2 separate regions of the Homo sapiens genome follow, and region 2 is linked to region 1. The links are chromatin contacts, found by POLR2A ChIA-PET in ENCODE. All regions are on one chromosome and are shown on one strand. Each heading gives the region's core, a stretch centred on a gene start or an enhancer-like site at or near the end of the contact. The rest is flanking DNA. Distances are from core to core; before and after follow the strand shown. Region 1 has its middle 16 kb from the start of CDKN1B. Region 2 overlaps SINHCAF (SIN3-HDAC complex associated factor).

Region 1 (4,871 bases), core at 2,372-4,871:
TAACCACAGCCAGTACTATGTTAACCTTGTCAATATGTCTTATTATTTTTAATTACTGCTGATACTACCATTAAGAAAAACAAATATTTTAAATTGGCATTTAATAAAGAGAATTAGATATGCAAAAACAGTTAAAATGGTAAATTTTATGTATTTTTACCACAATAAAATCTTTTTAAGGCACTTGTTGAATTTAGTGTCACTTCCAATGATTTCTGAAAGGACTTGGTATAGATTTATTTGTGGTAATAAATCAGTAGCACATACACCCACATACATATGCAATGACAAATTGGGAAAAATGTTTGCAACCCACATATCACAGGGTTAATTTCCCCAATAAATAAAGAGTTTCTACAAATCCATGAAGAAAACACAAACCAGTAGAAAAATAAGCAAAGGATATGAACACAGTTATCGGAAAAGAAAATATGAAAGGCTTTTAATAAATGAAAACATGCTCAATTGTAGACTATTGGGATATAAACCATATACAGAATATATAAATATAGGGAAATTGAGGCACTCAGATACAAAGACGGCCATTATTCTTTCTTGACAGTTTAATCCTTGCTTCCCTCCTTTCTACCTAAGGGTTAGTGATATTTTTCCAGCTTCATTGGTGACCAAAGAAGCAAAGAGTTTGCATGCGTGGAAGCCACGACCGTCTTTCAGGTTCAGTGTAAAATCCCTCCCATCCAAATAATGTTATCTTTAGCTTAGTGGCATCTCCTTACTTTGTACATAGAAATCCCCCGAATCAGCCTCTTAAGGCCAGCACAACTATAAGTATGTAAGAGGCTGATGCTCTCAACACATCCCCATCCATTCCTGCTTTTAAGTTTAATGCCTGTACGTTGCTGGTGATACCAGTCTCTCCAAAACCATCACCTTATTCTGGCTTTTCGTTCAAGCTCTCTATTCTCTTTTAAAAGCCTCATGAAGAGTTGATTACATGATAAACATAAATTGTCTAATTAGTAGAGAGAAACTATGCTATGCAATAAATGGTGTTAGGTTACAGCTAACCGTTTGGAGAAAAATATTAAATCTCCCTTACATACACACACATTTTATATACTGCGCATTTAAAATGTATGTACTTTTCAGCTGGGCGCCGTGATTGTTAATTACTGCTGTTATTACCGTTAAGAAAAATAAATATTTTAAATTGGCATTTAATAAAGAGATTCAAATATGCAAAAACAGTTAAAATGGTTTGGTCTTAATGTGTTATGGAAACTTTACACCTGTAATCCCAGGACTTTGGGAGGCTGAGGCGAGAGGATCACTTGAGGTCAGGAGTTTGAGACCAGCCTGGCCAACATGGCGAAACCCCGTCTCTACTAAAAGTACAAAAATTAGCCAGGTGTGGTGGTGCATGCCTGTGATCCCATCTACTTGGGAGGCTGAGGCAGGAGAATCGCTTAAACCTGGGAGGCGGAGGTTGAAGTGAGCAGAGATTACACTACTGCACTCCACTCCAGCCTAGGCAACAGAGTGAGACTCTGTCTCAAAAAAAAAAAAAAAAGAAAAGAAAAAAGAAAAAGAAAAAGCATGTACTTTTCTACGAATTTAATTTTGAGAAATAATCAGACGTATGACTAAAGATATATTTATCAAAGTAATCACTATAATGTTAAATATTAGATTTTAAAAAGAACAAAAGAGTAAACAACCAAATAAAAACCCTTTAGATGTAGGGTTACAGAATTGATTATTTGATTGAACTAACCATAGTATATGCAAGAAGGGTACAAATTATAGCCATTAAAACACCCTGGGTAGCTTTATATGTATTAACAGTTATATATCTTGGCTGGGCAGGGTGGCTCATGCCTGTAATCCCAGCACTTTGGGAGACCGAGAGAGGCAGATGGATAAAGCCCAGGAGTTTGAGACCAGCCTGGGCAACGTGGTGAAACTCCATCTCTACAAAAAACACCAAAAAAAAAAAAAAAATTAGCTGGATATGGTGGCACAGGCCTGTAGTCACAGCTACTCAGAAGGTTGAGGTAGGAGGATCACCTAAGAAAGGAGGTCTAGACTGCAGTGAGCTGTGATCACGCCACTGCACTCCAGCCTGGGTGGCAGAACAAGACTGTCTCAAAAAAAAAAAAGTTATATGGCTTAATGTTAAAGTTTCCATAGCACATTAAGACCAAAAGCAGGCACAGAACAGTATCTATGGTATGAATGTATTTTTGTGAAAAATTTAAAAATTCACATGTATATAGGCATACAATTGAAGGTTACCCACCACATTAACATCTGTAGTTCCTATTTCTGAGGGCAGGATTATGAAGAGACTTTCCCTTAAACATTTATGTACTGTTTGCATTTTTAACAGTAGATTTTAACAAGGAAAAAACCATGAAGGTATTTCAATTTTTTTTCTTTTTTTTTGAGACAGAGTTTCGCTCTGTTGCCGAGGCTAGAGTGCAGTGGCACGATCTCGGCTCACTGCAACCTTCGCCTCCTGGGTTCAAGCAATTCTCCTGCCTCAGCCTCCTGAGTAGCTGGGATTACAGATGAGTGCCACCACACCCAGCTAATTTTTTGTATTTTTAGTAGAGACAGGGTTTCTCCATGTTGGCCAGGTTGATCTCAAACTCCTGACCTCAGGTGATCTGCCCTCCTCTGTCCCCCAAAGTGTTGGGATTACAGGCGTGAGCCACCGCGCCCAGCCGGTATTTCAAATTTGAAATAATTATTTTTACAATTTCTTGAACATGGAATCAGAGTTTTTATGTCTCACATACGGTCTCATTCTTTTCGGACATTAGCAGAGCACAAGGCATTTCTTTAATAATTTTTCCTCCATTTTTCTATCTAACTTCAGATGCCATTAAATCTGTACATGAGTTATGAGGAGTGTATGCATGTTTGTGTACATGGTTTGGCTTCTGGGGCACATAAATGAGGTATAAATATTATCCCCATTAACTCAAGGATATCTTAACAAACCATGGAAAATTGAGGTTATTCCATCTTTTTGCCATATGGGATTTTACTGGTAACATGATCCCAAAACTCACATTCCTTGATCTTTGGCACTTGGCACACTCAGGGAATCCGCCTGGGAATTCACCAGATCAACTCCCTGCCTTAGATTAGTTACTTAGGACATAGTGCTGGGAAAATAGTTTTACATTTCAAGTTAGCCGACTAATCTTTGGCTGTCCCTCTCCATGTGACTGACCTGGGGCAAATCTTAGAATCTCAGAATATTGGCTATGGGAGACCACTGTATCGATTCTTTCCATTTTGCAGATGAGAATATTCTAATTCTTGATTTCCTGTAAAGTGGGGAAGTTAAACGAAGATGATTTATAGATTCCTTCTGGCTTACAGCTCTGTGATTCTTGTTTCCTAGTCAAGATCACACATTCCATCCCTGTGGATCAGGTTATTTTTCAGGGAAGCTAGAGTCCTGATTTTTGGCCACAAACCACATATTCAGAATCAAAAGAAGATGATCTTATAATAGCGTAGGCTGAACAATAAACGTTTATAATCTCACTAGAAAAAAAGCACGTGAATGTGTAACCTAATGGTTGCTTAGTAGTGCCAGATATTGCTGCATTGTCGCGTGCAGTCTCTGGGAGCCTTTACTAAGGCCAGGCTCTGTGGGCTTCAAGGTCACAAACAGGAGCGCTGGCCTCCTGGAGCTCCACAAGGCGTCACAGCTGTAATTATTCCATGGAATTTAGGTGAGTGTTGTGAAGGATGAGTGCCATGAAGGGACCTCAGAGCTTCTGCTTCATGCTGTAGCAGTTTGGATCCCAGACAAGGTGACTAACTGAGGAAGCAAGCAGGGGCTAAAATCGAAACTCTTTCCCCAAGCCAGCCTGTGTTTACTGAAAAGAAAAGGGCCTTTAAAAATCCACCAACACTCCCTTTAGCTGAGCAGCCACTTATAGTCCCAGCTACTCGGGAGTTTGAGGTGGAAGGATCCCTTGAGCCCAGGAGTTCCAGTCCACCTGAGCAACAGAACAAGACCCCATCTCTAAAACAAACAAACAAACAAAATAAAAAATGCCATTCCATCCCCCTCACCTGCAGTGCCTTCCCCTATGTTCCAGTGGCTGCCTGTAGGATGCTGTAAGAGTTTGAAACAGGGGCCCTGACCTAGAGCGAGGGTTAGAGAATCCCTCCTAAAGAAATGACTTTCAAGTTGAGACCTGGAAGCTGAGCATGAGTTAACCAGTTGAAAGGAGGAAAGGAAGGAGAGTGAGCCAAGCAGAACACAGTCCAAGGCTGCAAGTCAGAGAAGAGCTTTGAAAGAATGTGCTTGTGGCTGGGGGGCAGTGAGCCAATGGCAGAAGGAATGAGTGCTGTGGCTGGAGTGATGGGCTTTTTAAGCCACATTAGGAATTTTGGACTTTAAGTGCAATGGGAAGCCACTGGATAATTTAAAGGTGACTTGGCAGGCACAGTGGCTGATGCCTGCAATCTCAGTGCTTTGGGAGGCCAAAGTGGATTGCTTGGGAGGCCGAAGAGGATCATTCGAGGTTAGGCATCGAAGACCTGCCTGGACAATGTGAGGCCTCATTTCTACAATAAATAAATAAATAAATAAATAAGCCAGGCATGGTGGTGAGCACCTGTAGTCATACCTACTTGGGAAGCTGAAGCAGGAGGATCGCTTGGGCCCAGGAATTCACAGTTTTAGTGAGCTATAATCCACCACTGCCACTCAGGCCTGGGTGACAGAGTGAGATCTTGTCTCTAAACTAAAATAAAATAAGCTCACACCTGTAATGTCAGCACTTTGAGAAGCTGAGGCAGGTGGATCACTTGAACCCAGCCTGGGTACCATGGCAAAACCCCATCTCTACTAAAAATACAAACAACTAGGCTGGGAGCAG
Region 2 (5,946 bases), core at 2,506-5,005, about 19 Mb after region 1:
TAGTACCAACCTGAGTTCAAAGGATCATGTTATCCAAAGAGATTTAAGAAAAAGAATTCATGTCTAATTAACTCTGGGAATTACTGAGTTAAGCCTAAAAACAGGTGAATGCTTACTGTGAATCTCCAGAAGGGGGATATTGGATACAGCCTTAAGGAAATGCCACACCAGGCTATTCTGTTCTAAAGATGCCAAAATGTTAGGCCATTATATCTGAACAGCAGCTAGTGTTTTTCTTTATTCTTTTCAGACTTTTCTACCCTAGGGATATATTACTTCCTAAATTAGGGGGAAATTAATGTTACTTTAAATACAGTAGAGGTATAATTGAGAAAAAAGAAAGATGGACTAACATGATTCCAGTTTTTTTTTGATCCTGCTGGCAACTTCTTCCATCTTTTCACAAGCAGGACACAGGCATTGCAGATGTCTCCTGAACGAGTCTCATGCAATCTGATAAGAAAACAATCAAACCTTTATCAGTCTCCCTTACCTTAAAGAATTCATGCAAGCACATTTCTTTTGGGGAAAAAACTGTATCTATGTATGGTTTATAGATACAATTTAATCATCCTGGATGATCCCATTCCATTGTTTCTATAGAATATTTCAGAAATAAAATTATCTTCTAGATTCAACAAACCAATTCTATGTACGGCAATTTGGTTATTTTGAAATAAGAAATGCTTTTAAAATTAAATAGGCCAGGCTGGGTGCGGTGGCTCACGCCTGCAATCCCAGCACTTTGAGAGTCTGAGATGGGTGGATCACTTGAGGTCAGGAGTTTGAGACCAGCCTGGCCAACATGACAAAATCCCGTGTCTCTACTAAAAATACAAAAATCAGCCTGGTGTGGTGGTGCACACCTGTAGTCCCAGCTACTCAAGAGGCTTAAGCAGGAGAATCGCTTGAGCCCAGGAAGCAGAGGTTGCAGTGAGCCAAGATTGTACCACTGCACTCCAGCCTGGGCAACAAGAGCGAGACTCCATCTCAAAAAAAAAAAATTAAATAATTAAATAGGCTGGTGTGGTGGCTCACACCTGTAATCCCAGCACATCGGAAGACCAAGGTGGGAAGATCACTTGAGTGCAGGAGTTCGAGACCAGCCTGGGCAACACAAGGAGACCCCATCTCTACTTTAAAATTTTTTTTTTTAATTTAATTTAAAAAAATGCTTTTAAAATTAAAGAGTAAAACTCAAGACCTAAAAGAGATTCTGATTATCACGGTTTTAAACATTGCTGTTTAATTAATCTTTCTTGAAATGTGTAAATATATTTCTTTTTTGGTGGGGGCGTGGGGGTGAACAGGATCTCACTCTGTCACGCAGGCTGGAGTACAGTGGTGGGATTATGGCTCACTGCAGCCTCAACTTCCCAGGTTCAAGTGATCCTCCCACCTCAGCCTCCCTAGTAGCTGGGACCACAGGCACGTGCCACCACGCCTGGCTAATTTTTGTATTTTTTGTAGAGACAGGGTTTTGCCATGTTGCCCAGGCTGGTCTCCAACCCCTGGGCTCAACTGATCTGTCCGCCTTGGCCTCCCAAAGTGCTAGGATTACAGGTGTGAGCCACCACACCCGGCCTGTGTAGATATTTCATAAGTATCAAAATGCTAACCTTTGGCAAGTAAAATAATGTGCCATAATATTCCAGTTTCGCAGCAAACAAAACCAGAGAGGCACTGTAGTTTTAAAAAATGAAAATGGCCAGATGAGGTGGCTTATGCCTGTAATCCCAGCACTTTAGGAGGCTGAGGCAGCCGGGAGTTCGAGACCAGCCTGGGCAACATGGCAAAATCCTGTATCTACAAAAAAATAGAAAAATTAGCAGGGCATGGTAGTACATGCCTGTAGTCCCAGCTACTCAGGAGAGAGAGGTGGGAGGCTCACCTGAGGCCAGTGAGGTCAAGGCTGCAGTGAGCCATGACAGTGACACTGCAGTTCTGCCTGGGTGACAGAGTGAGACTCTGTCTCAAACAAACCAACAAACAAACAAACGATTATATTGCTGAGTAAGGTGGTGCACACCTGTAGTCCCAGCTACTCGAGAGGCTCAGACGGGAGGATCACTTGAGCCCAAAAGTTCAAGGCTGTGGTGCACAATGATCACACCTGTGAATAGCTACTGCACTCCAGCCTAGGCAACATAGGAAGACATTGTCTCTTTAAAAAAGAAAAGAAAAAAAGAATGATTTCCCATGTTAGAAATTACTTTCACCACTTTTTCTTATCAAAACATTTGTTGATCATTTATTGTTAATCCTGGACTTTTTAACTATTCTGAAGGTGTCAAAAAGGTCTGTGCCAACCATGCATGCCTTTTTAAATTTTATTTTTATTTTAGTATCTTCATTTCCTCAACCTCCCAGGCTCAGGTGATCCTCTCACTTCAGCCTCCGACGTAGCTAGGACTACAGGCATGTACCGCCACGTCTGGTGAGTTTTTTGTTTGTATTTTTTGTAGAGATGGGTTTCCCCATGTTGCCCAGGCTGGTTTCAAGCTCCTGGGCTCAAGTGACCCACCTGCCTCAGCCTCCCAAAGTGCTGGGATTACTAGCGTGAGCCACTGCACCCGGTCAAGCGTAATTTTTTTTTTTTTTTTTTTTTTTTGAGACAGAGTCTCATTCTGTCGCCAGGCTGGAGTGCAGTGGCGTGATCTCGGCTCACTACAACCTCCGCCTCCTGGGTTCAAGTGATTCTCCTGCCTCAGCCTCTGGAGTAACTGGGACTACAAGTGTGCACCACCACGCCCAGCTTATTTTTGTATTTTTAGTAGAGATGGGGTTTCACCATGTTGGCCAGGATGGTCTCGATCTCTTGACCTCGTGATCCGCCCGCCTCGGCCTCCCAAAATGCTCTCAGATTACTGGTGTGAGCCACTGCACCCAGTCAAGGGTAATTTTTTTAAAAGCCTTTTTAAAAATTAACCACAAAAGGAAGTCAACAACAAAAGGGTTTGTCTAGCTACAACTTTAAGGGGCTTCACGATTAATGTGGTAGCTCCTCATAATCTGGAAAAAAGTAGGCTGTCAGCATTGTTTGATTCATTTAAAAAGCAGGAGACTTACACAGCCTAAATTAGAATAAGTGATTTTTATTATTAGCACATTGTTCCAATCACCTTGCTTACAAATATTTCTGTATGCTGTGGTATTTTTTCACTCTAAGAATAGTACAAACATCAGGTGATCTTACCCAAAACAGCTCTGGAAGTCCTTTTCATAGCGTTTACTGTCAGTGAATCGAGAACTGGAGGACTTAGCTCTGCAAATACAGCAGCCCTCTATACTTCGGTACATCTTTGGCTTGTGAAAACCAAACATCTTTTCTTCTGGGCAATAGTCTGTAAAGCCAAGGGAATTGACATATCTTTGTTGAGGGCTGTAACAAGGAACCATTAAAGAGTTCTCTCTGCTCCACCCCACCCCCAAGCAACTTGGTGTTATATGACCAAGACAGGCAGGCAGCTCAAGGGAAGACCTCCTGGATCGACCTCCATTCTTGGCACTATCAAGGCAAGCGTATAAAACACAAAGAAAAGCCTAGTTATTTAAGGAGGACTCTACTACCTCCTAACTCGCCTAACAAACATGCAATCTAAAAATGGGGAAGAGAAGCATTTTTTAAAATCAGGTTTTGAAGTAAGAAATGCCACAAACAATCCTGTAAAATAATGAAGCTGTACACAATTAAGGATGCATCCTTAAATTTAAGACACACCTTTTTATTTTGCACATTTGCATTAACGTGATTCCCCTCTGGGGAAGTTTTGAGCATTTACCATGAATACTATTTGATACTAAGCACACAACTAGCTCACTATGCATCAGCCCATACTACTTTGCCTAATGGGAATTCAGAGGGGATTTCTTCTGTGATAAATGGGAAGTTCTAAGCAGTCAAGTTTGCCCCTGAATTGAAACTGCTGAAGGGAAGATGTAAAATTCACAAAAATCCAAGGTTAGAATTTAATAATAATAATTCCTTATTATCATTAAGACAAAAAAAGAACGAGCTCATGTTGTCTGACCGCTGATCTGCCCCTTAGTTGTTAGAGGTTTGTGGACCTCTTCTACAAGGCTTTGTGCCTGAGAGTAGTAACAGTGGGAGGCAAATGTCCCAGAGACGTAGAGTGAAATAAATTGCAGTCCTCCTGTTAAAAAAAAAAAAAATCTCAACGTCAAGGAAGGAATGAAAACAGCTCTGGGGCTGGATGCAAATATGTAGCTGGCAGTAAATCTGTACCTTAGGAAAAGTAATTTGGAATATCCAAATCAAGGGCCAGCTCACCAAAACAACCGGACTAAGAGAGGTGATGAAAAGGCAATGAATATAGAAACTAAACTCCAATGGACAAGTCAGAGGATGTGTGTATGTATGAGGGTCTAACTATAAATTATCACAAAATTATCACATAAAGCAACAATAAAAGAAAAAAATTTTTTTTTTTTTGGAGACAGAGTCTCACTCTTTCACCCAGGCTGGAGTGCGGTGGCGCGATCTAGGCTCACTGCAAGCTCTGCCTCCCAGGTTCAAGTGATTCTCCTGCCTCAGCCTCCCTAGTAGCTGGGACTACAGGTGCCCGCCACCACACCCGGCTAACTTTTTGTATTTTTAGTAGAGACAGGGTTTCAGCATGTTAGCCAGGATGGTCTCGATCTCCTGACCTTGTGATCCACCCGTCTCGGCCTCCCAAAGTGCTGGGATTACAGGCGTGAGCCACCGTGCCCGGCCAAGAAAATTATTAATATCACTTTCGTGTCCATAGTTTTAGGAGTTATTACCACAGAACACTATCTTTTTAAAGTTGTTTTAGAAATAAACTTAGATGAGTAAACCTAAAGCTTCAGTACAGTCATGTGTTGCTTAACAATGGGGACACATTCTGAGAAATGCATCATTGGGCATCCTTGTGCAGACATCAGTGTCCTCACATAAACCAAGATGGCAATAGCCTACAACACCCCTAGGCTATATGGGATAGCCTACTGTTCCAAGGCAACAAACTTATACAGCGTGTGACGGTACTGAATGCCGTGGGCAACTGTAATACAATGGTAAGAATCTGTGCATCTAAATATAGAAAAGGTACAAAAAAATATGGTATCATAATCTTTTGGGACCACCATCATATATGCAGTCTGTGGTTGACCGAAACGTCCTTGTGTGACATATGGCTGTATTTGTCTTTGGATTATCTCGTCTGATCCCATTCCATTCCAATTCTGGTTAGTATAATATAGCAAGTATTAATGAAAATGATTCAGAACCAAATATCCAGGCTTTTTATGTGTATTTTTTTGGTATTGAGGGGTTTTGAAATATAGACAGAGGTTTTACAACTTTTAAAAGAAAATTTTTTTAAAACTTTTATTAGCAAATAATTAGCTAAAAACTGAAGCTTCCCTTTCAAACAGGCTATTGTTAATAAACTGTTCCTCTGCCATGTTTTTGTTGGTGAGAGAGGCAGGCAAAAGAGTGGGATGGGGGCAAGGCAGAAGGCCTTCATGCATTTCAATAATTAAGTCTAAACAGTTACCTCTAAGAACTGTTTTAAAAAAAACATTTTTAGTTGATAATAATTTTAGTTAAATGCTTGGGAATTTGATGTCTTTGAGAGGAAGAAAAATGAGGAAGTACCCTCTACACAGTCATAAGAAAAGATCTAGAGAGGCCTGCTCAAATGAGGCAGATTTTTTTTTCTCAATCCAACAACAAACCCATATGATAACTGAAAAGAAAATCCTGAAGAAAATGGTCGCATGTTGCTTTGGAAAAAACAATGTCAAATGACAGAAGATTGCAGAAACAAGAAAGCAGAGTAGCAGTTATTGCTTTAATTTGTGTATTCCTGTTTTAAGGCAAAATGTTAATACGGCCCTCGTCCTCACACCACCCTGCGCTCTTCTCCAAACTCGCCCAACAGCTTGCATTACCATCAAGAA

What was found. ChIA-PET counts read pairs that join two places held with the same protein, here RNA polymerase II (POLR2A).
Region 2: POLR2A ChIA-PET joins it to region 1 with 11 read pairs in OCI-LY7. The contact joins two enhancer-like sites. POLR2A ChIA-PET finds 5 or more read pairs at or near these places in 2 of 52 experiments (OCI-LY7 and activated B cell).

Annotation. Positions count from the first base shown.
Region 1 is chr12:12,731,215-12,736,085 of GRCh38, forward strand. It overlaps a transcript of APOLD1 not described here. Among named protein-coding and RNA genes, the nearest start is that of CDKN1B, 16 kb to the left of the region's middle. Within about 2 kb of position 3,622, at least 3 of the 41 ENCODE cell types and tissues checked have a DNase peak (open chromatin) inside an H3K27ac peak, as active enhancers do.
Region 2 is chr12:31,294,881-31,300,826 of GRCh38, forward strand. SINHCAF (SIN3-HDAC complex associated factor) reads right to left here. Exons shown (of 6, transcript NM_001135812.2): 2 at 3,197-3,344; 3 at 354-453. The coding sequence starts at 3,324. Among named protein-coding and RNA genes, the nearest start is that of FLJ13224, 26 kb to the right of the region's middle. Within about 2 kb of position 3,756, at least 2 of the 41 ENCODE cell types and tissues checked have a DNase peak (open chromatin) inside an H3K27ac peak, as active enhancers do.